Linked DNA regions of Homo sapiens: regions 2 and 3 are each linked to region 1. The links are chromatin loops, found by intact Hi-C in ENCODE. Cell type or tissue: gastrocnemius medialis. All regions are shown on one strand. Each heading gives the region's core, and the rest is flanking DNA. Links, peaks and the distances in the headings are about the cores only.

Region 1 (7,842 bases), core at 2,715-5,214:
AGAACTAACGCAGCCACCTTGGGCCTAGAGAGGAGAAGCACAAGTTGAGGACAGCAGTGTCATCTAACTTGCCCTGGGCCGCCTATCTCTGAATTTTAGAAATAAGCTTAGCCTGTACCCTAACTACGATAAAACATCCAAGAAGAAATGTCCAGTAGGCAGTTGGATACACCAGTCTACAGCTTAGGAGAGGGCGTGAGCTAGAGAGAAAGAATTGGGGGTGATTTAGTATGTAGGCACTGAGTGAGGCTTAGTTTAGATGAGCACTCCTAGGAGAAATGTGAGGTGTGAGATGAATGAAGGACAAGAAAGCCAAATACTATCATCTTTTTTTCTTTTGATGCTTTTTTTTGAGATAACCTTAAACTTTATCCTCAAGTAAATACAGATGTTCCAGGAATCCTAGGATGATTTTTGAGCGTTTTGTTTTCATTTCATTTCCTCTATATAGCCATGCGTTAATATTCAGTGCTACTGAATTCATTTGTTTATTTATTTGTTTGTTTGTTTTTGAGACAGAGTCTCCCTCTGTCACCCAGGCTGGAGTGCAGTGGTGCGATCTCAGCTCACTGCAACCTCTGCCTCCCAGGTTCAAGTGATTCTCCTGCCTCAGCCTCCCAAGTAGTGGGGATTACAGGCACCTACCACCATGCCCGGCTAACTTTTGTATATCTAGTAGAGACAGGGTTGCCCAGGCTGGTCTCGAACTCCTGACCTCAAGTGGTCCGCCCACCTCAGCCTCCCAAAGTGGAGTGGCATTCCTGCCAAAGTGGAATTACAGGTGTGAGCCATCACGCCAGGCCCTCATTTGATTTTATTTGGATTTATATTTCAGCACCGGCTGGGAAGAGAATGTGTTCTCATGCCCTGTGGGCATTTGGACACTCTCACAGGTCCTGGTGGGTGTGCTAGGGTCTGTGTGAGGGTCAGGTTATGTGTGTGTGATTTTGCATGTGCCTCTGTGGGTGTGTCAGTGCGACACGTGCCTTCGTTTCTCTGTTCTCGCAGTTGTCTTTTCAAATCTAAAGTGTTTGAAGGAAGGAATCTCCCAAACTTCCCCAAAGATATTTCTTGCCTCTTCTCTATAAGTCTTCCTATTCTCAGACACCAGACTGAGGCTGAATTTTACATAATATGAAATAACCATGATCTGCATGAGGGTCAAGGGCACCATGAAGAGTGTGTGTGTGTGTGTGTGTGTGTGTGTGTGTGTGTGTGTGTGTTATGGAAATTTCTAAATATACTCAAAAAATCAGAATAAAAAGAATCTCCATGTATCCATCACCCAGCCTCAATCATTATCAACATTTGGCCAATCTTGCTTCCTCTCCCCCAACTCTTTTTTCCTTCTAGTGTATATTAAAGCAAATATTAGGTAGTTTGACATTTCGTTTGGAACACTTAAGTTTTAATCTGTAATTGATAAGACTTTTTAATACATTTCACAATGTCATTGTTTACTTAAAAAAAAGAACAATTCCTCAATATCATCTAAACTCAATCCATATTCAAATTACCTGATTATCTCAAAGACATCTTTTTTCAGTTGTTTTTTAAAACTCCACATATTGCATATGGTTGTGTCTTTTTCGTTTCTTTTATTCTGAAGCAGTTCACCCTTGTCACTGATTTGACAGGGAATCAGGTAATTTGTTCTGTATAATGTCTTAAGTTCCGTATCTGTCTGCTTCACTGTGGAGTGGTTAACATATTCTTCCATCCTCCATATTTTCTGTAAACTGATAGTTATATCTGGGCCTTGATTAGATTCAAGGTCAATGTTTTTAGGCACCTATACTTTCTAGGGTGGCATTACTGTGAGACATATAATATTAATATCTTTTTTTTCACTTTTAATACTAATAGGATTGATCAATGGGTTTAGGTAGCATCATCCCATAAAGTTCTCCATTAACCTTTCACCTGATGATTTTAGCATTTGTTGATTGTGACCTAAGTCCATTATGTCATTTCAAGTCTTAGTGATTTAAAAAAATTTTTTTCAGGCCAGGCACGGTGGCTCATGCCTGTAAATCCAGCACTTTGGGAGGCTGAGGCAGGCGGATCACGAGGTCAAGAGATCGAGACCATCCTGGCCAACATGGTGAAATCCCATCTCTACTAAAAATACAAAAATTAGCTGGGTGTGTTGGCACGCGCCTATAGTCCCAGCTACTCGGGAGGCTGAGGCAGGAGAATCACTTGAACTCAGGAGGCAGAGGTTGCAGTGAGCCAAGATCGTGCCACTGCACTCCAGCCTGGCGACAGAGTGAGACTCTGCCTCAAAAAAAAAAAATTTTTTTTCTTCCTTCTGCATATATTATCTGGTATTCTTCGAGCTCTAGAATTTTGCTAATCAAAGGGAATAGTGGAGTTGCCAGGCTCTCAAGGCCAAATGAGGGCCCTGTTTTCTTGGCCTCTTTCCATGTTAAAAAGATTAATCCACCCTCCCCAAAGTGGCCACACCTAAATCCTAGTCTCTAACCGAAGGCAACTCTTTGTGCTCAGATAAGGTGGAAGTCAGCAAGGATCCTAGTAGAGGGGTCTACCCTTTGCTCCAGGAAAAAAGGGGCTCTAGGAGTAGCAGCAAGGCCTTCCCAGGACACAGGGAACTCAAGGCTGCTCAGGAACTGAGGCCTGATCTCCAGAGATCATCATTAGTTTGGGGAGGGCTCCCTTTGTCCACCCCCTTACCCTACCCCGGTCAGGCTCATTCTGGGGCCCTGGATTTCTGCTCTTCTCCAGGGAAGCAGCAGCATTCAGCCACTCACACCAGAAACAAATATCTGGGACTGTGGCTTTGACTTTCTGGTGCTTTTCCCTGTATCCTCAGATGAGCTCCACGTCCTTTGCCACCCTTGGCTTGGGCACTGGGCTGCATACCTCCTGCAGTTGCCCTTCTTTGAGGAGCAGGGACAGAGCTGATCTCCTGTTCCATGTCCCTCCATTAGCCCTTTCCTAGATCTAAGTCTTCCCCAAAAAGCCCTGGGACAAACAGTCCCAAAGGCAGGGCCCAATTGCTGGATTAAATGCTTAACTCCGAAGGTCCAGGATATATTTTATTTATATATATCTCGATTATTAACTCTATCCCAGGCTCCATCCCCGGCTCAGTGTGGATAACTCTCCCCTCAGCAGCCGAATAAATCAGACCATTCTTCCTCTCCTGTAGAAGTTAGGTCTGCATGGAAAAGATAGCACTTACACTCATTTCTAAGAGGAAGATGTACTTTAAGTTCTGTATGAAAACATTGAGTTCCATGGTATACACTGTTGGCATGAAAACAATGAGACTTTTAATTGCTCCCGAAACTCTAATATATATATTAGAGTTAATAATTAATATATAATATAATAGATATTATTATATGTAATATATATATATATATATATATATATATATATATATATATATAAATACTTGAAAATAGTCACCTGCCTTTAGACAGTTGTAAGCCACAGGGGAAACTCTTTGAATTCCCACCAATAACCATTTGGCTTAGAACGACTTTCAGCTGTTTCTAAAAATCAAATTCACCCTGAAACGAGGGTGGTTTGCTCTCACCTCACGATGGTGGGGAGAAGGTGGGCAGCAGTTAAATATGCCGTGGGGCTGAATGTGACCAACACGACAGTGCAGGGAAAGCTCCTTTGTCCCTGCGCGGCCCAGACTGGGACGCTAGATGGCAGGCTCACCTTCTAGATGGAAGCTTCCGGCTCCTTCTAGAGGGAAGCAGCCAGCCCTGGCAGCCCGGCCTCTGCTGGCAGTAGCCACACACTCCTGAGCAGTTCCCAGGGGCCTCCAGTGGGCTCCCCAGGGAGGGTGTGACCGATCCTCAGTGGAAGGCCCCAGAAGTGTCTGATGTGAGAACAGGGAACGCCTGCCTGTCTCCTGCAGCTGCAGTGGGATCAGGGTTAGGGCCCACTTGATCCCAAACCTCATGGTTTGTGGCTATGGTGACTCCACTGGGCTGCCAGCCACACCCTCCTCCCACCTGCCTGTCCCCGTATGGGGGTGAGAAATGTCTCCAGCTTTCTTGGGCTGGCCCAAGGTTCGAGGTCTTTCAGGATGTCTGAAACTTGAGGTTACGCTTTATGCAACCTATTATCAAATAGAGGGTCTGGTGGGGTGTGGTGGCTCATGCCTGTAATCCCAGCACTCTGGGAGGCCGAGGCGGGCAGATCACCTGAGGTCAGGAGTTCTAGACCAGCCTGGCCAACATGGCGTAACCCTGTCTCTAGTAAAAATACCAAAAAAAAAAAATAGAAAAAAAAATAGCGGGGTGTAGTGGTGCGCACCTGTAGTCCCAGCTACTCGGGAGGCTGAGGCAGGAGAATCACTTGAACCTGGGAGGCGGAGGTTGCAGTGAGCCAAGATCATGCCACTGCACTCCAGCCTGGATGACAGAGCGAGACTGTCTCAAAAAAAAAAAACAAAAAAAACAAAAAAAAAAAAAACAGAGGGTTCTACTCTGGGTGTGGGCACTGCTGAGTGCCAGGAAACACTGCTAAGTGCCAGGAAAGAAATGTACAAGCCTGGGCTGACCACTGGGCTTGGGGTCTGTGTTTTCATTAATGTTCACGCCTCAGAGCATTCTTCACCCTTCTTCTTTTGGCTGCCCCTGCCCTCCTCCCATCCTACCCAGGGTTTACCAATAAGTACAAGTTCTCTAAAGGGCAAGAACCTTCAAGGACTTGCTTCTGGATTCCTGTGCCTGCTGCGTGGTGAGGCTCAGTGAATGTCTGCTAAATGAGTGATTGATTGAATAAATTAATGTTGGGATCCAGAAATCATCTGGCTTAGCCTCCTCCTTTTAGAAAGGGTATCAACTAATTGGAAATGTATTATGTTTTCTAGGATGCCTGCTTTCATCTTTACCCTCCTTCCCCTCTCCCATTTGAGATCCCACTCCCAGGGTCTCCATTTGGGAGTGCCTGAACCTTTCTTACATCTAGCTGAAATCCCACACACTGCAATTTGAGACTGATCTTTTTTGCTCTGACTTCAGTGTAAGTCGATGATGGAATTGGGGAATAATATTGTTATGGGCTGAACTCTGTCCCCTATAAATTTTCTACTGGGAAATTTGAGGTACTCCCAGTATCTCAGAATGTGATGGTATTTGGAGACAGGGCCTTTAGTTAAAGTGGGGCCATTAGAAGGTGGCCTAATCCAGTCTGACTGATGTCCTTGTAAGAGGAAATTTGGACTAAAAGATACCACAGAATCACACACAGAGGAAAGACCAAGTGAGGAGACAGCAATCGGGTCAACATTTGCAAGCCACGAGTGGAGGTCTCGGAAGAAACCAAACCTGCTGACACCTCAACGTTGGACTTCCAGCCTCCAGAACTGTGAGCAAATAAGTATCTGTTGCTTAAGCATTCCCCCTCCCCCAAGACTGTAGTATGTTGTTAGGGCAGTCCTAGCAAACTAAGACAAATATGACAGCTACATGATTATGCATGATACCTGATTATGATAGAAAGATACATGATTATAATAGAATATAATAAAAATGCTATGATACAGAATACTTTGCCCCTTTGTCGGCATGTCCAGCATCTATAGAACTATTATCCAGCTGATGTGATGGTAACTGAGGTTTCCACCCCCACCTCTGGCTGCTGGCTCTTGCCAGACAGGCAGAGAGGAGGGAGAAAGACCCCTTAAGAAAGGAGAGATGTTCATAGCTTTAGTCAGCGTGGGCTGCCTGCCTGTCTAGGTTTTTTTTTTTTTTTAGAAAACCAGGCTCAAATGTGATGAAAAATAGGTTGGTACAGCTCCCAGGAGAGGGGGTTACCTAGTAGGACAAAAGCCAAGCTCCCCGAAGAGGTCAGCACAGCCTCAGTGGCCCAAAGGTTGACACATCAAGATATATTAGGTTTGTGGAGAGAGAAAGGAGCAAAAGAGGCAGCTTGTTGGAGATTAGATTAGACCAGAGAAGACTGTGTAAAGGCTACACAACGGGGGGACTGAGGAGATGGGACGAAAAGAGGGAGGGCACAGGGCTGGCTGAGGAAACGACAAAGAGAAGCTGAAACTTTGAAGCAAAATCAGCCCAGTGAACACAGAGCACCTTGGGGTCAGAGATGAGCCAGGGGAAAGCTGTGAAAATCAAGGCAATGTCTCTCTCCTACCTGGGTCACATTTAAGTGGTAGGATTTGGTCTTTTGAGAACTGACTAAAAGTAATTGACTCTCTTTAAAGTGGAAATTCTTTTTTTTTTTTTTTTTTGAGACAGAGTCTCACTCTGTTGCCCAGACTGGAGTGTAAAGGTGCAATCTCAGCTCACTGCAACCTCCGCCTCCCGGATTCAAGCGATTCTCCTGCCTCAGCCTCCCAAGTATCTGGGATTACAGGCACCCACCACCATGCCCAGCTAATTTTTGTATTTTTTTTTAGTAGAGACAGAGTTTCACCATGTTGGTCAGGCTGGTCTTGAATTCCTGACCTCAGTTAATCTACCCACCTCGGCCTCCCAAAGTGCTGGGATTACAGGCATGAGCCACCGTACCTGGCCTAAGGTGGAACTTCTGGAGCACACTGAGAGTGAAGGGGGAGGATGGATGGAGAAAGCTAAAACTGAGAACCTGCTCTCCTGGACACGTAGCCACAGGACATTTCTGGGGCACAGTCAGACCCTCCCTTTCCTTATGCTTCCAGAGACCATTTCTCTCCTCCCGTAAATGTCACAGTAAGATATCATTGGGAAAAAGAGAGAAATTCCCCAACAGGAGCACATGTAGAGGTGAGACCATCATCCACAGACTGTCTCCCGCCTGGCACAGACCTGCAAGAAGGAAATCAGGGAAAGGGGGATAAAATTCAGATGTCCCCTTTGTCCATCCTCTCTCCTCTGCCCCCAATTTCCACCAACTTAGCCTGGCTCAGATGAGGAAACAAAGAATGGGCCTTGGCTCTGCCTCTCAGTGCCCTTGGTCTCTTGGTCCTGGATTTAGAGAAGTGACCACGCTCCCACCCCCAATGCCCTTTCCCTCCTTCTCACCATATTCCTCACTCAGGGAAAGGGATGGAGGAAAACCTGGTCTTGCAGCTCCAACCATGTGTGCACGGGTAGCAGAGTTGGGAGGTTGCACTTTAGTTTTAGTAATACTTGGGTCCCTAAGGAAAAAGAACAAATCTCGAAAAGCTTAGAGATCATCAAAATAACTCCCCCACTTTCTTCATAAAGTTGTTGCATTAGTCCGTTTTCATGCTGCTGAGAAAGACATACCCAAGACTGGGTAATTTATAGAGAAAAAGAAGTTTAATGTACTCACAGCTCCACGTGGGTGGGGAGGCCTCACAGTCATGGTGGAAGGTGAAAGGCACATCTTATATGGCGGCAGACAAGAGATAATGAGAGCCAAACAAAAGGGGAAAATTCCTTATAAGATCATCAGATCTTGTGAGACTTGTTTACTACCATGAGAACAGTATGGGGGAAACCAGCCCCATGATTCTATTATCTCCCAGTGAGTCCCTCCCACAACACGTGGGAATTATGGGAGCTACAATTCAAGATGAGACTTGGGTGGGGATGTAGCCGAACCATATCAGTTGTTGAGACCCACAATGGGGAAAGGACCTACTGAAGGTCACACAGGACCGATCATATTGTCCAATAGGTTTTCCCAAATATATCAAAGCCATGTAGTTCATTTAAAAACATGTCCCATAGAGGCCAGGCACTGTGGCTCACACTTGTAATCCCAGCACTTTGGGAAGCCAAGGTGGGAGGATTGCTTGAGCCTAGGAGTTTGAGACCAGCCTGGCAACATGGCGAAACCCCATTTCTAAAAAAAAAGTACAAAAAATTAGCCAGGTGTGGTGGTGCT
Region 2 (7,842 bases), core at 2,977-5,476, 440 kb after region 1:
AGAAATTTTTGAAAGGAATAACTGGTGTGGCAAGTAGAGCTGGCAACATTGTGTATATTACAAGGATGGCCTTCAAAAGGCAGAGGACTGTTGGATACCTCACTATTTTAAAGAGAAATTTTATTTAAAAAAGAAATCTTATGCATGATCTCATTTCAGTGTTGATTTACTAGAAGCATATGATGGACCTACGAACAGGACCCTTCAAATCAAAATGTATCGTTTAGGAATATTCTGAAGGGGAAAGTCTGTGACTGCATTCTCTGAGAACCATCTGCTCACCTACTTATGTCCCTTAAAACTGAAGCTTTAGGATATCCTTTGAAACCTTTTTGTTTCTTATCATATAATGTATGGTACCATAAATACCATTGCATTTGATTTTTGTGTGAAACAACACTAAATCACTATTAAAAAGGAAAGAATGAGGTTATCTTGCTGACAATTTAAAGAAAAGACTTCTTCATAATATATTTACGACATCTAAAATGCCTTTTGTCCTCAGGGTAGCACTGTAGTTCTTCGGTGCTTGAGTTGATACTGCAATTTAATACTGTACCTACAAAGAAAATTACAGTTTTTAAACTGTTTATTCCAAGTGCTTTCAAAATGAAGACACTACTAAAGTGGTGAAAGCATGTGGTTGGAAAAAAAAAAGTAGTAGGAGATTATTAATTTCTTAAAGGTAAAGATTATTGCAAATTCAAAAGATCCCACTCATTATCAATATGTGGTCCTTCTACAGTTTTGCATAGTATAACATATTCTTAAAATGGGATACATAGTGACTTTGTAGCATCAACTATTTAAATTTTCTAGCTCCTGAGTCCTTTTCTTGCTGTGAAATGTGTTCATTTTATTGTGTGATGATATTAACATATATCAAGAATATAAGTGAAATATTAAATCTTGTCATGTTCAGGGTTTTAGGGTTCTTAAAAATGTGTAAAGGTGTTTTTACACTGTGTAAAAAAAAACTTTATATGTTTGTGAGATTTTGAGTTACCTAATTTTATAAACTAAATTACTTTGTGAAAAAAAAAATGCTTAGAATCATATGTTCCATGTAGCTCAATATTGTTTTCTGGAATTGAATTAAATTATATCTACAGTTGCTTAACAGAAAGAGCACTTAATTTGTAATCCACAGACCTCGTGGTCTTAGGCAAGCCATGTAATTTACTTGTCTTTCAATTTCCTCATCTGTAAAATGGGGATAATAACTCAAAGGATTGGTCTAAGGATCAATGCTTATGAATAAAAAGCACCTAGTACATGACACATGGTGGGTGCTATATCCCAGCTATTATTATTATCCAAATGGCTTATTACTGAAGTAATGAAAGAAAGCTTTTATACAGTCATATCAATGGTAGTTCTGGGTTATAGTCTCAGAGACATCATTACTATGAGGATATAGAGAATTTAGGAAAATTTTAAAAATTATTTAAACAAAATTTGAAAAACATTGTAGGCATGTATTACCACATACAATTATATCTGCCTACCTATGTATTTAATCACTATCTTTTAGAAAACACACAACAAAAGTTCAGTTTGCCGTAGTTCATTATAGAGTTAATAGGAGCTTGGAGATTTGATCTAATAACATGCACTTCATAGTAGAGCAAACCCATGATGTTATCAGAAATTTTGGAGAAGTCCAGGATTGGGGTGTACAGGTGTACCCACCCTGAGAACCAGTGGATCTATATAAGTCTGGTGTATTGGTTTCAGTACAATGATATTTATATACAACTTTGTATCAAATAAGTTTGCTAAGCCCTATTATAAGTTAAAACTATTTTTAAACCATATTTCCCCACCCTGGTTTGGAAATTGATAAAACAGTTTAAAGCTGAAAAACATAAACTACAGTAACTCAATAAACAATTTAAAAATAAGTTGTGTAGGTAGCTGGAAAAAATTATAAATCTCAAAAGTATAGATTTAAGATAAAGCCCAGTTATCTAGAATTATAAGGTTATAGTACATTTTTGGTTGAGCACATTTAGCTTTTTCTATTCCTCCATTTTGCCTAGCTGCCATTTCTTAACTATGAAAGGAATTGAAGAGTCCATCAGAGCTTTTGTTCGCACTAAAGAATAGTCATTTGAAGAAAATGGTGCCAGGCCAGACATGTAAAGATATTTAAAGAAAAGAAGGAAGGTGATAGGCCTAAATTCAGGACTATTAGCATATTCACAATGGTACAGGTATAGGCTAAGCTTGGTCACAGGTGAAAGGCAGTAGTGTGAGAACTCATGGAATTAACAAAGCTACTTCACACAAAGGGACGGATGGTACTTCCTCCATGTCCATTCCTTTCTAAGATTTCAGTGGCAAACAGCGTATGTAAGGCTGCAGTGACAATTTGTTTCAGTGGCCCTAAAAAATACCTATATGTACCATAGATTTAATGTGTAAAATTAAAAGCAATGTATATTAAATATTTTCTAGGAATCTGTGATTTTGTGACCAAAGATCTGAATATACTTAAAAACAAATCCTAATTTTTTTCTAAAGAAACATGATAAATATCTGGATAGCTGGCTACATTTTGAAATATTCACCCAATATTTCTGCAATAGTCAGCATTTCAATAATAATTTTATTTGCTTTTTCATGGCTTTGAATTGGGTATTATTTTGTTTCTTTGTTTTGTTCTAAGTCTATATATTTTTTTTCTTGCCACCATTTGCTGTGATTACAGATATAGGTTTAGAGTTTAGCCTTTGCAATATCATCAGTTGATGGCATGTCTACAGCAATATGGTGGATAATATTTTTTATTTTCATAGTATGAGTGCTACTTGACTCTGACTGAATGATTTTCTGTTACAAGATTTTCTTTAGTTTATAGACCTACTTTACCTTGGCTTCTGAATATGCTGAAATCCTTCTGCCCTTGGTTATAACACCTTTTATTTGTTAACATTTAAAATGCTTTCAAATCTTTAACAATAATAAAGGCATTAGTTATTTTAATTAATTTGTATGGATGGAATAAAACCAAAGGGAAGGTGTCATTTTCTGGTTGCAATAAAAAGATATAAAAGTTAATTGCTTTTCTTTTCTTCCTTTTTTTTTTTTTTTTTGAGAGGCGTCTCGCTCTGTCGCCCAGGCTGGAGTGCAGTGGCACGATCTCGGCTCACTGCAAGCTCCACCTTCTGGGTTCACCCCATTCTCCTGCCTCAGCCTCCCGAGTAGCCGGGACTACAGGCGCCCGCCACCACGCCGGCTAATTTTTTGTATTTTTAGTAGAGACGGGGTTTCATCATGTTAGCCAGGATGGTCTCGATCTCCTGACCTCGTGATCCGCCCGCCTCGGCCTCCCAAGGTGCTGGGATTACAGGCGTGAGCCACCGCGCCCGGCAATTGCTTTTCTTTTCTAAGAAAATTTTGCTGACATCCTTGGTACATATTGCTATTCTTAAATGTTTGAGTTTACTAATCCTCAACAGTAAATATCTTTAAAAATGTATAACCTTGCTTAATATTAGTTACCTAAGAATGCCACAAGAAACTGGCATCTTTATAGTTACTTTATATTACAGAGTGTAATAAATTCTAGAAAGATGGGACTAATTATGGTAACAGACATTTTATACTCAATAAAAACTTTCCTTAATTTCACCCTTATGCAGGGAGTCTCAGTAGAGTACCTCTCTTTTGTGTCTTGGTTGGTATGGCATGGCACTAAGTGACATTAGATTAGCAACTGGGGAACAACTTTGTGAAACTGTTTATGGAAGTGAATTTTCAGAGTTCACGGTTGTGGGTTTTTTTCCTATCTCAGATCACCTAGCAACTTTAGATTCAGGCGGAAGTTGGAGTTTATTTTACAAAACATGAAAAAGCTTTTAAACCAACATTTTTGAGGTAAATCTGTAGCAAAAGTGAGGCCACCTGCTGTTAAGAAAAGTGCCTACACATTCATCACATTTCTGTCCCCAGTAGAGGGTACTGCTGAGTAAAACACTGCCATTGTTGTTCAGATCCTATAGGTGGCAGCAGTTCCTACAGTTTCAGAGCATAACAATGGCTCGATTTGTGGGTCTAAGAATAAAGCTGTCACGAACTCATGGAATCTTTATACTGTAAGGGCTCTTCTTTGAAATGTGATACATGAGAAAATTACCATTAATGTTTAGTTTCCCTTTTAAGATTTAAGTAGCTTATCTTTCTTTTAAGTTCCATTTTGTATTTGAAAGTGTGTCCCCAAACAAGTATTGACAGCCGTAATTTTATGGTGTTAAATTATGAAGTATAAATTTTTAGGTAATCTCAGGGAAAGATATGATGTAAACTTTTTTTTCTTTTCCTCTCCCACCCTAGCCTTCCACCCCAATTACAAGAATCATCCATTGTTAATGTTGACTGCTGCTGCAATCTTGAGAAGGAAGTCCTAGTTGCTATACAAGCATAATTTTCTCCATGTTCAGGAGCTGAGTGCTTAATGGTTTTAACATTGCCATTCAACTTTTAGGAGGCTTTGAACCAAATTGTAGCACCTATCAAAGAGTGATTTTATAACTCTCTTTAAGAAAAAAGATTTGAAACATACTGTAGTTTCTGTTAGGCGACACAGAACTGAGGATGTAAGTACTGTACTCTTAGAGCAACTCACCTTTTGCCACTCCCAAGCAGCAGAGTGCTTGTTACTTCAGTGGGTCACTTGCACACACATACACACACCCTCCACACATCCAGAATAAACTCCATATTAGGTATAACAATTGTAATTCATTCAGTTTTAACGGTCAAGTGAACATTAAAAAAATTTTCCCTGCTAATTATTGTGTTTAGTTCAGAGAGTTGCAAAATGCTAAATAAAACTAGTTTTTTGGTTCAAGTCAAAATAGAGTTAAGCCTATCTCTAGAAATGCCTATTCAGAAATTCAGCAACCCTTGTCTTATTGCTCAAATTAATTATCCAGAAACTGTATTATGATCGTTTACTCAAATTAATATGAAAATCTGAGAATTCTATCTTTGTTTTAAATTCAGGAAAGACTAGATTCTTTTTATTTATCATTTGAGATAACAAAGTAAACTAATGGCAATGTATGAGTATCTTAACGTATTTTGAAGGGAATAGGTTAAACTGTTACTCTTTTGGAGCTGATCTCTTTGTATCAATTAGGTACATTTGTAAACTCTATATTTTTGAACCATATTTTTGGAACTAATCTAAAGCTGTGAAATGAATACATTATTTCAAATTAAAACATACATATTTATATGTATTATACATATCATACATAGAGATGCATATATATATTTATTGAAGATAAAGGAAATGTAGGTTTTAGGGTTGTAGAACATTTGGATCATATAAATAGGAGATACATGCCTATACTTTCTATCATCCATATTATGTGTGTGTGTGTGTGTATGTATATATGAATACATTTATTCAATAGTATGTTCAGAATGATGTTTTTCATGAAGAATTATTAGTGTCACATATGATTCCATTTCCCATTTGGTGGATGTGAAAGGAAACAGAATTATATAAGCAAAAAAGTTTGCTGGGAACCTCACATGCTCTTAGTAATTATTTTGTGCATTGTCAGCTACTGAAAAAATTATTTGTTTTTAAAGGAACTACTAGGAGCAAAGTATAAATCAACTTATTTTTGAACACTTGTAATATTATATGTTCATATAAAATCTATTTTTGATGGCATAATGACAGTTTAATTATGTGCATTTTTTTGTCCTTGCTGTTGTTTTTAGCATATTTATAATAGCTAGCTGAATAGGAAAAAATCATCACTTAAGGCAAGGCTCTTCAGGTCATCTGTGAACATTCTGTCTATCCTTTCTTTAAAAATATTTTGAACACCAAGATATGACAAGATAAATTCCATTTTTATTTTTGCAATTCTCTTTCAGAAGCTTATGTTAAAATTAATTTCAGTTTATATTATTTTCTTATGTAACTTATGAACATGTAAGGATGATCACTTTGTTCTAATTTGTAAATTTTTACAAAGTATTTTAGTAAAATGATATATGTCCTTCAGTGAATTCATATTGCTATTCAACAAAACATTCCCTAATGATAAAGTTGATATTTATGTTTTGTAAGTAAAATCATTTCGATGAATGACAAAGCTTTTGATGAATCAGATACTATCAAAGCTTGGAGTTGTTTTCAGAAATTGAATGTATGCTGGTTTAAAAAATAAGCTAAAATATATTTTTAGGTATCATACATATGGGGAAAAAATGAGATATATAGTTAAGTTTGAACAGCTTAGACTCATTTAAACCCGGGTTTTAGAAATTTCAATTCCTTGTAATTAAAAATTCTGTTGATCTATTTAAAAATGAATATGTATTTAACTTTCCCATATTTAACAATAGTAAACTTTAATATTAGTAAAATATTACCTAAAAGATGTTCACAGAAACTGTTGACATGTTTGAAAGGATAGAATATAATTAACTCATGCATTTTGAGGGGAATTTTAGGGCTTAGAGAATTGCATAATAGACTGATAGGGAAAGACTTTCAGGAGAGGGAGCACAGTGACTGATATGCCTGAATTTGAGAAAGCAGCAGATACAATAAATGTCTGATTCTATGTAACAAGTAGTAAATGGAATTTTTCACTAATTGAATTTTTCTGTTTAACCTAGTGTCCATGTGTACGTATTGTACATATGACTAGTTTTGTAAGCATTAGAATATAATAAACTTAATCTTAAACATACACCCAAAACAATTACTTCCAAAAATTCTTCAGGAGGTCTATTGGAATCTTTAGTGTGAATGATTATCATTGTGAGCATCTATTGCTATTTTAGAGTCTTGCTTATGGGGAAAAATAATTTGATAATGATTGAGCTTTCTGATTACCTGGGTACTACATAAATAAGAGTGTTAACACTAATTTCTGTACATTTAGGTAAATATATTTACTTATAAACATTTAACGAAAATATTATTATTAAACATAGTTCTATTTTGAGTAAATAATTTAAAATGCTGGGACCGTTTTCTCTGAGTGGCCTTCTTCAGACTTCTGGACCCTAGAAATGGCCTTATACTTCACCCTAGGAGGGCCCTTTTTTTCACAGGCCTGAAACTCTGTAGAATCCATGTTGGATATTATTAATGAACATGTTTCTTTTTGTAGAGGGGAGAATGATGATTAGAAAGGTAAATTAGTATCATAAACACTCCAGATATTTCAGCATATGCGTGAAATTATTCTCTCTCTTCATGGAATCCATTGTCTTCATGTGCATCTAGTTTCGTGACCTACAAAAGAGGACTTCTGAGCCATGGGCATGTACAATCAGGTTCTGCTTAAAGTCAACATTTCTTATAAAGGCACCATCTGTATTACAAAGAATCATGATGCCAATGCTGTGGCTTTGAGTGCTGTCCAATGGAATCAACAAGTACATATAGCATGCATGTTGTGGGCAAGACATGTGCTTAGCACTATATAAAAATACACTAAAGGCTCCTACAACTGACATTTTCCCATTCAGGCCTGACTCTTCAGCCCTCTCTACTCTCTTACCTGAATAGATATGTCACCCTCAGTCAGTGTGGGGAGAATAAAGCTGAATGTGAAATTTAGCTGCCTTAACATTTAAAGTCAACTTTTCATTTAACTCATTTTTTTCTTCTGTGCTTTCAGAAAAACAATGATGAGATCAAAATTAGTTACTCATGAATTCAACCACAGTTATTAAACTTTACTATTTTTGAGGTATAGGGATCCAACAGTACCTGTTCTGAAGTTCATTTTAGTCTAATGGACTTTATTAGCCTTAAAGATGTTATCTAGTTAATGCAATATATTACACATAGGCAGT
Region 3 (7,842 bases), core at 2,977-5,476, 250 kb after region 1:
TAAATTTTAAATGAATGATGCAACATTTGAGACATACTGCTACCAAAAAATTGTTCATTGATTACCTGAAATTGAAATGTAATTGAGTGTCTTGTATTTTATCTGGCAACCCTACCAGTATGCTGGAGTGAAATGGGTTAGGGCGCTGAAGTAAGAGGTGGGGGCTGATCATTTCTCACAATACAATTCACAAAACATATCAGCTATGTTCTTGTTCTTGTTCTTGCTGCTCCTATGGCTACAGTGGGCAGAAACTTAGGGGAGTAGGGGAGTCCTCTGAGCCAAGTAGGTGGGAAGGAGACCCTAACAGAACGGGGAGCATTGGGTGCCTTTCCACAGCTCACCACGTCAGCCAGATAGAGTGGATGCAAGCTGTCATGCTGGAGTCACTAGGGGCACCTAGAACCCTTGGTTTAGTTTAATTTTGAAATAACAGTTTAATTGACATATAATTCACATACCATAAAATTCACCCCTTTTGAGTGTGTAATTCAGTGGTTTTAGTATCTTCACAGAGTTTCACAATCACTACTAATTTCTGAACTTTTTTTTTTTTTTTGAGACAGTCTTGCTCTGTCGCCCAGGCTGGAGTGTAGTGGCATGATCTTGGCTCACTGCAACTTGTGCCTCCCAGGTTCAAGCGATTCTCCTGCCTCAGCCTCCGAGTAGCTGGGACTACAGGCATGTACCACCATGCCCGGCTAATTTTTGTATTTTTGTAGAGACAGGGTTTTGCCATGTTGGCCAGGCTGGTCTCAAACTCCTGGCCTCAAATGATCCACCCGTCTCAGCTTCCCAAAATGCTGGGATTACAGGTATGAGCCACTGCACCTGGCCTAATTTCAGAACACTTTTATCTTCTCAAAAAGAAACCCCATATCCATCAACAGTCACTCCTTATGGCCCCCTCCCTTTCTTCCCCCACCCCCTGGGAAACCACAAATCTACTTTCTATCTTTTTACCCACCTAAGCCTCAGTTAGATAGGTTTTGCCTATTCTGGACACTTTGTACAACAGAATCATGCTGTATCTGTATATCCCTGGTAGGTGTCTGTATCTGTGTTTATTTGAGAAACTGCCAAGTTGTTTTTCAAAGCAGCTGCATAATTTTACATTTCCATTAACAATGGGTAAGCGTTCTAATTTCTCCACATTCTCACCAACACTTGTTATTGCATATATTTTTTATTACAGTCACCCTAGTGGGTATGAAGTGGCATCTCACTGGTTGTATTTGCCAAATGGCTAAAGACGTTGAACATCTTTTTATGTGCTTATAGTTCATTTGTATATCTGCATTGTAGAAATGTCTATTTAAATCCTTTGCCCATTTTTATTTCATTTTTATTTATTTATTTTTTTTGAGATAGAGTTTCACTCTGTCACCCAGGCTGGAGTGCAGTGGTGCAGTCTCGGCTCACTGCAACCCCAGTCTCCCAGGCTCAAGTGATTCTTGCGCCTCAGCTTCCTGAGTACCTGGGACTATAGGCACGTGCCACCATGCCCAACTAATTTTTGTATTTTTTGTAGAGATGGGGTTTCTCCATGTTGGCCAGGCTGGTCTCGAGCTCCTGGTCTCAAGCAATCCTCCCTCCTTGGCCTCCCACAGTGCTGGGATTACAGGTGTGAGCCACCGCACCTGGCCCTTTGCCCATTGTTAAACAGGGTTGTCTTTTTATTATTGGGTTGTAAAAGTTCTTACATATTCTTTTTCTTTTTCTTTTTTTCTTTTTTTTTTTGAGACAGGGTCTCACTCTGTTACCCAGGCTGGAGTGCAGTGGCGTGATCTCGGCTCACTGCAACCTCCACCTCCTGGGTTCAAGTGACTCTCCTACCTCAGCCACCCAAGTAGCTGAGATTACAGGTGCGCATCACCATACCTGGCAAATTTTTGTATTTTTAGTAGAGACGGGGTTTCACCATGTTGGCCAGGCTGGTCTCGAACTCGTGGTCTCAAGCAATCCTCCTGCCTCAGCCTCCCAAAGTGCTGGGATTATAGGCATGAGCCACCACACCTGGCCTCTTTTCATATTCTTGATACATGATTTACAAATAATTTTTCCTATTCTGTTGGTTGTCTTTTTACTTTCTTGATGGTGCCTTTTGAAGCACAAGCGTTTTTAATTTTGATGATGTCCTATTTATTTATTTGTTTTTTGAGACAGAGTTATGCTCTTGTTACCCAGGCTGGGGTGCAGTGGCGCAATCTCAGCTCACTGCAACCTCCGCCTCCTGGGTTCAAGTGATTTTCCTGCTGCAGCCTCCTGAGTAGCTGGGATTATAGGTGCGCACCACCATGCCCAGCTAATTTTTTGTATTTTTAGTAGAGACGCGTTTTATCATGTTGGCTAGGCTGGTCTCGAACTCCTGACCTCAGGTGATCCACCCGCCTCGGCCTCCCAAAGTGCAGGGATTACAGGCATGAGCCACTGCGCCTGGCCCAATTTATTTATTTTTTTCTTTTGTTGCTTGTGCCTTTAGTGTCGTATCTAAGAACCATTGCTTAATCCAAGGTCATGAAGATTTACTCCTATGTTTTCTTCTCAGTTTCACAGTTTTAGTCTTACATTTTAGATTGTCTGTGATCCATTTTTTGTTAATTTTTATATAGGGTGTGAAGGTAAGCTGTCCGACTTTTTTTTTTTTTTTTTGCATGTGGCTATTCAGTTATTCCAATCACGTATGTTTAAAAATACTATTCTTTCCCTACTGAATTGTCTGGCAACTTTTGTTGAAAATCAATTGACCATAAATGCATGGGTTTATTTCTGGACTCTCAGTTCTGTTCCATTCATCTATATGTCTGTCCTTATGTCAGTACCACACACTGTCTGAATTACTAGCGCTTTGTAGTAAGTTTTGAAATCGGGAAGTGAGAATCCTACAACTTTGTTCTTTTTCAGTATTGTTTCACTATTCCAAGTCCTTTGGATTTCCATGTGAATTTCTGAGTCAGCTTGACAATGTTTGCAAAGAAGCCTGCTGTGGTTTTGATAGGGATTGCATTGAATCTGTGGTTCACTCTGGGGAACATAGCCATCTTATGTTAAGTCTTCCAATTCATGAACATGAGATGTCTTTCCATTTATTTACGTGTTCTTTCATTTCTTTCAACAATGTTTTGCAGTTCTCAGAGTACATGTCTTGTACTTCTTTCGTTAAATGTATTCCTATAGACTACTTATTTTTAAGACTTTTTTTTTTTTTACTGTATATGTTTGGTGTTTCCAGAATTTGTATGAATTGTTTTGGAATTGGTTCTGGAAGTAAGCACCATGAGTGAGGGCACCTTGCCTCCATGGGGTTGTGGGGTTGTGGGGTTGTGGGGTGGGTAGTTGTAGACATGGTCAGCAGACTAACTAGGGGTTAGTTTTAAACTTCTCTGGTAGCCTGTGGACTCTCCTCTTCTTCATCACCAAAACTCCTTATCACCCACGCCTCATGCTCTCCCCACACATTCTATGTGCTAAGTGCTGTTCCTGGATAATTTAATGCTCAGAATAAGCCTAATTTACGAGGTTTTGTGATCATTTTACAGAGAAGGAAATTGAGGCTTAGATAGGTAAAGTCACCATCCTTGGGAGTCATGGAGCAGGACTGAAATCCAGACACTCGGACTTGAGTTCATGCTCTTAACCACAATCCTACACCTGCTTTGAGGCAATGTATGTGTTTCCCTCTCCATGCTTCACTTTTTCTGCACAGATTTGTCAAGGAGGTTTTCAGTTATAAATTGATAAATGTGAGTATAAACCAGCTGGTTTACAGTTGGTTTATCAGGCAGTAGATTTTTCCAGGCTCCTTGTGGCAATAGTGATGAATTGTCTGGGGATGTTTAGACAAGTGTGATAAATTCTGCAAAAATGTGCCAGCCAATACATTAATTATTTTTTTGACTAACCCAGCTGTGCTCTTCCAGATACCCAAGCCGTGGAGTGTGTGGACAGGATCCTTATTTACTGGTCTTCTGGCTGAAATCCCTCATGTGATGAATCATTAATGCCTCCGGTTGAGAGATTAGACTTTATTTGCAAGACTGGTTTAGAAGATTTACTATTAGAAGTAAATAAGAAATGCTGAGAAGCTGAGAGGAAAGCCTCTTTGCTCCTGGAAAGGGACCTTTGGCATGAAGGAGACTTCTGTCACCCTCCTCCCCACCTTACCCCCAGCAGCGCTTGTTTCTGCAATAGAGTTAAGCAGGTTAATAATTTGCAGCTCAGAGGGTTTGTGTGGAGGCGGCGTTTGGAATGACTTGCTTGCATACCAACTTGTACTCCTGGAGCCTGAGCCCACTTCCTCCCCGCTCCTATCAGATTTTGCTTTATCTGCACAGTGGGAAGCTGGCATGCTGGGGAAATCCAGCAGAGAGCACCCTCTGCTGTCCTTCTCTTTCTCCTCCTCTTTGTACTGGCCATCAGGGGACTTGGCTCTGCTCTGAACCTCTTGGGGCTTGAGTGCTTTCAGCTGAAGAAGTCAGAAAACCTTCTCTGAGGTATCAGGGGTATATATTTGTATAATACTTTATACTTTCCCAATCACTTTGGTTTTTACTGGTCCTCCACATTTCTTATTTGACAAATGAGGAAACTGAGACACAGAGAGGTGAAGTAACCCAGCGGGTTAGCAGCATGGCAAGGAAGAGACTCCAGATGGCCTGGCCTCGTATCTGGGGTTTGGAGTGATCCTACACCTGCCATATGGGAATGCTGAGCCCCAGGGTAGGGACTGCTGGGGAGACCCAGCTGAGAGGGAACCCAGAGCACAGGCGTAGGCTCCGTTCTGTCCCTACTAAGCATGATACTGCTGGAGGCAGCAGCTCAATTCAAAACACAATTCGCTCACTACCTGCTTGATTAGCCATCTCTATGCTTGATAATAATAATTGTGCCATTTATTGCACCTCCTCTATGCCAGGCACTTTATTATAATCATTCACTCATTTAATGATAGGTATTGTGTGTCTTGACCATGTGCTAAGGGTGTGGGGGCTGGTAAGATAGATACCTCTTGTGGCCATCCTGGGGCTTATATTCTGGGGTGGGAGGTGGACAATTAAACAGGCGATTACAATAAAATGTGCCAAGCGGTCATGACAGTAGGAGGTAGGAATACACAGGGCAAGCGCCTAACCTGGACACATTTGCAGAGGAGGTGAGATACCTGAGGAACAGGCATGAGCTAAGTGAAGAGGCATGGGTGGGAGTGTTTCCAGCAGAGGAAAGCGTGGATCGTGACACATTAGAGGTGCTGGGAGTTGTCCAGTATCACTGGGATGTGATATATAGAGCAGGGAGTGACCCGATGAGACTAGAGAGGTCACTGGGGGTGAGGTCAGGAGCACCACTGAAGGCCCTGGTAAGGATTTGGGCTTAAAAGGTCTTAGGTATTTATTTTTTATTTTTATTTTTTTTCAATTTGAGAAATCAGTCTGGTTTTGGAGAAGGGGTTTGAGTAGGGCAGGTTTGGAGGCTTTGGGGCCAGGGAGGAGGATGGTGCAGTAATCGGGAAAGAAATTCTGGTGGCTTTAGGCCAGTGATGGAGGCATAGAGGTGCAGAGAAATCATCAGGGCTCTGAGAGGAGTCCCCTGTGAATCCCAGGTTTCAGATTTGAATATGGGGTGGGTGGCAGAACCATTGTCTGAGATGGGAGACACAGGAAGAGAGAGGGAAATATCTTAGGTATGTAGAGTTGGAGCTGCCTGTGACACATCCAAGTGTTCAGTGGACAGTTAGATATAAGGACACTGGGCTGGGCACAGTGGCTTATGCCTGTAATCCCAGCACTTTGGGAGGCTGAGGCAGGTGGATCACATGGTCAGGAGTTCAAGACCAGCCTGGCCAACATGGTGAAACCCCATCTCTCCTAAAAATACAAAAATTAGCCAGGCATGGTGGTGGGCACCTGTAATCCCAACTACTTGGGACGCTGAGGCAGGAGAATTGCTTGAGCCCATGAGGCAGAGGTTGCAGTGAGCCGAGATCATGCCACTGCACTCCAGCCTGGGCAACAGAGCAAGACACCGTTTTAGGGGGGAAAAAAAAAAGATATAAGGACACGGAGCTCAGGGAAAAGTCTAGTCTAGAGATAAAACTTTGGGACTTGTTGATGTGGCTGATGTCTACAGAGCTCAGGCAGGTGTTTGGTGAGAGAAGCAGGCTGGGTAAGGTGAGCAAGAGGGCCAACTGCAACGTAGCTGGAGCGAATTGCTCACATGTGAATGAGGGCCTGGTGTTGGTAGACCTTCCAATTAAAAGAAAAATCCAAGGGAGCCAGGCTAGCAAATAAGTCAGGGCGCCGTACAGTTGCAATTCTGCTGCCACCACTTACCAACCATGACCTTGTCAAAGGCACATCATCTTCCTGAGCCACAGTTTCCTCACTGGTAAAGGGGGAACAATAATGGTACGTACCTAATGGGGTTACTTGAAGATTAAATGGTTTAACCTTTGTAAAGCACTTAGGATGCTATTTTTTTTACTGTATACAGTACTTGTTAAATAGTCAGTAAATTGGTAAGTAAATAAATACTATTGTGAAGTGCAATGTCGAGAGGGTGTAAGATGGAGCCCCAAGGAGCACTGACATCAAAGAGCTGCAGAAGAGACAGAGAAGGGAGACAAACCAAGGGGCAGGGTATAACGGAGCTAAGGTATCTGAGTGTTTCCAGAAGACGAGATTGGTCAACAGTGTCAAATGATGCAGAGAGATTGGGTAATATAAAGACTGAAAGGGGTCTGGGCGTGGTGGCTCATGCCTGTAATCTCAGCACTTTGGGAGGCTGAGGTGGGTGGATCACTTGAGGTCAGGAGTTCGAGATGAGCCTGGTCAACATGGTGAAACTCCATCTCTACTAAAAATACAAAAATTAGCCAGATGTGGTGACGGGCACCTGTAATCCCAGCTACTCAGGAGGCTGAGGCAGGAGAATTGCTTGAACCCGGGAGGCAAAGGTTGCAGAGCTGAGATCACACCACTGTACGCCAGCCTGGGTGACAGAGTGAGACTCCATCTCAAAAAAAAAAAAAAAAAATTGAAAAGTCAATTGACTCTGGCAGCAATACCTTATTTACTCCATACAGAAACCCTCCATACTATGTTATTGATGGAGACACTGAGGCTTAGCTGGTCTTGCAGATGCCCTATGTCATGCAGCTGGACAGCGAGAGAGCTGGGTTGTACCCAGAGGGTCAAATTCTGAAGTCCTTGATCTTTCCTCTACTTCCTGCTTCTGGAGGAGTTAGCAAAGAATTTTTCCAAGATTTCTGAACATGAGTAGGGTCAGTTTTCTTTCTCTTGCCTCTAAGTAGAGAACCAGTTTCCTCTGTACTCTGAAACATCCTTTCTCATTCCTTCTTGAGATGGACAACCTGTGATTTATGACATTTTCAAGATGATGTCTTCTGTTTGTTTTTTTGGTTTGTTTTTGTTTTCTTAATAGAGACAGGGTCTCACTTTGTTGCCCAGGCTGGTCTTGAACTCCTGAGCTTAAGTGATCCTCCCACCTCGGTCTCTGAAAGTGCTAGGATTACAGGCATGAGCCACCACACCTGGCTTAAGAGGATGTCTTCTCTATCATCCCATGTAAGAGTAGACAGAGCTTTTCCCAAACATGGGTTTTTAGGTAAACGGGCCCCCAAATGTCAGCCATCTGAAAAGGAAAGGCTTGGCTCAAGGTTCCATGTATTTGGATATGTTAACTTGCTTCCTTAATGTTGACTTGCTTTCTTTTCACTCAGAGCAGCGAGCTATTTAAAGAGAAAGGAGTTAAAAGGTGCCCAGTGGAAAAACCAGGAGTGCGTGATGTCATGGGAGTCAGACAGGAGTCAAGGACGTAGTGTAT

What was found. Hi-C counts contacts between places; a loop is a spot of excess contacts. Peaks named below come from ENCODE experiments on the same cell type or tissue, not always from the same donor. Only the 100,000 strongest peaks of a DNase experiment are listed, where the experiment ranks them.
Region 2: it touches region 1 in a loop (11-fold over the local background); 41 of 110 quality-filtered maps call a loop at or near these places.
Region 3: it touches region 1 in a loop (12-fold over the local background); 35 of 110 quality-filtered maps call a loop at or near these places.

Annotation. Positions count from the first base shown.
Region 1 is chr2:44,040,680-44,048,521 of GRCh38, forward strand. No RefSeq gene overlaps it. Among named protein-coding and RNA genes, the nearest start is that of LRPPRC, 49 kb to the left of the region's middle. RefSeq lists an enhancer at 3,575-3,624. In gastrocnemius medialis, for the core only: CTCF peaks have their summits at 3,680 and 3,887; a DNase peak (open chromatin) is centred at 3,712; H3K27ac peaks cover 448 bases.
Region 2 is chr2:44,475,622-44,483,463 of GRCh38, forward strand. The region is part of intron 3 of CAMKMT (calmodulin-lysine N-methyltransferase); the gene reads left to right. It overlaps LOC124907758 (a long non-coding RNA gene), which reads left to right and starts at 170. Exons shown (of 2, transcript XR_007086302.1): 1 at 170-7,842. In gastrocnemius medialis, for the core only: a CTCF peak has its summit at 3,976 (motif pointing right); no DNase peak of the experiment used is centred there.
Region 3 is chr2:44,287,489-44,295,330 of GRCh38, forward strand. The region is part of intron 4 of SLC3A1 (solute carrier family 3 member 1); the gene reads left to right. Among named protein-coding and RNA genes, the nearest start is that of SLC3A1, 16 kb to the left of the region's middle. In gastrocnemius medialis, for the core only: a CTCF peak has its summit at 4,402 (motif pointing left); a DNase peak (open chromatin) is centred at 4,331; H3K4me3 peaks cover 330 bases.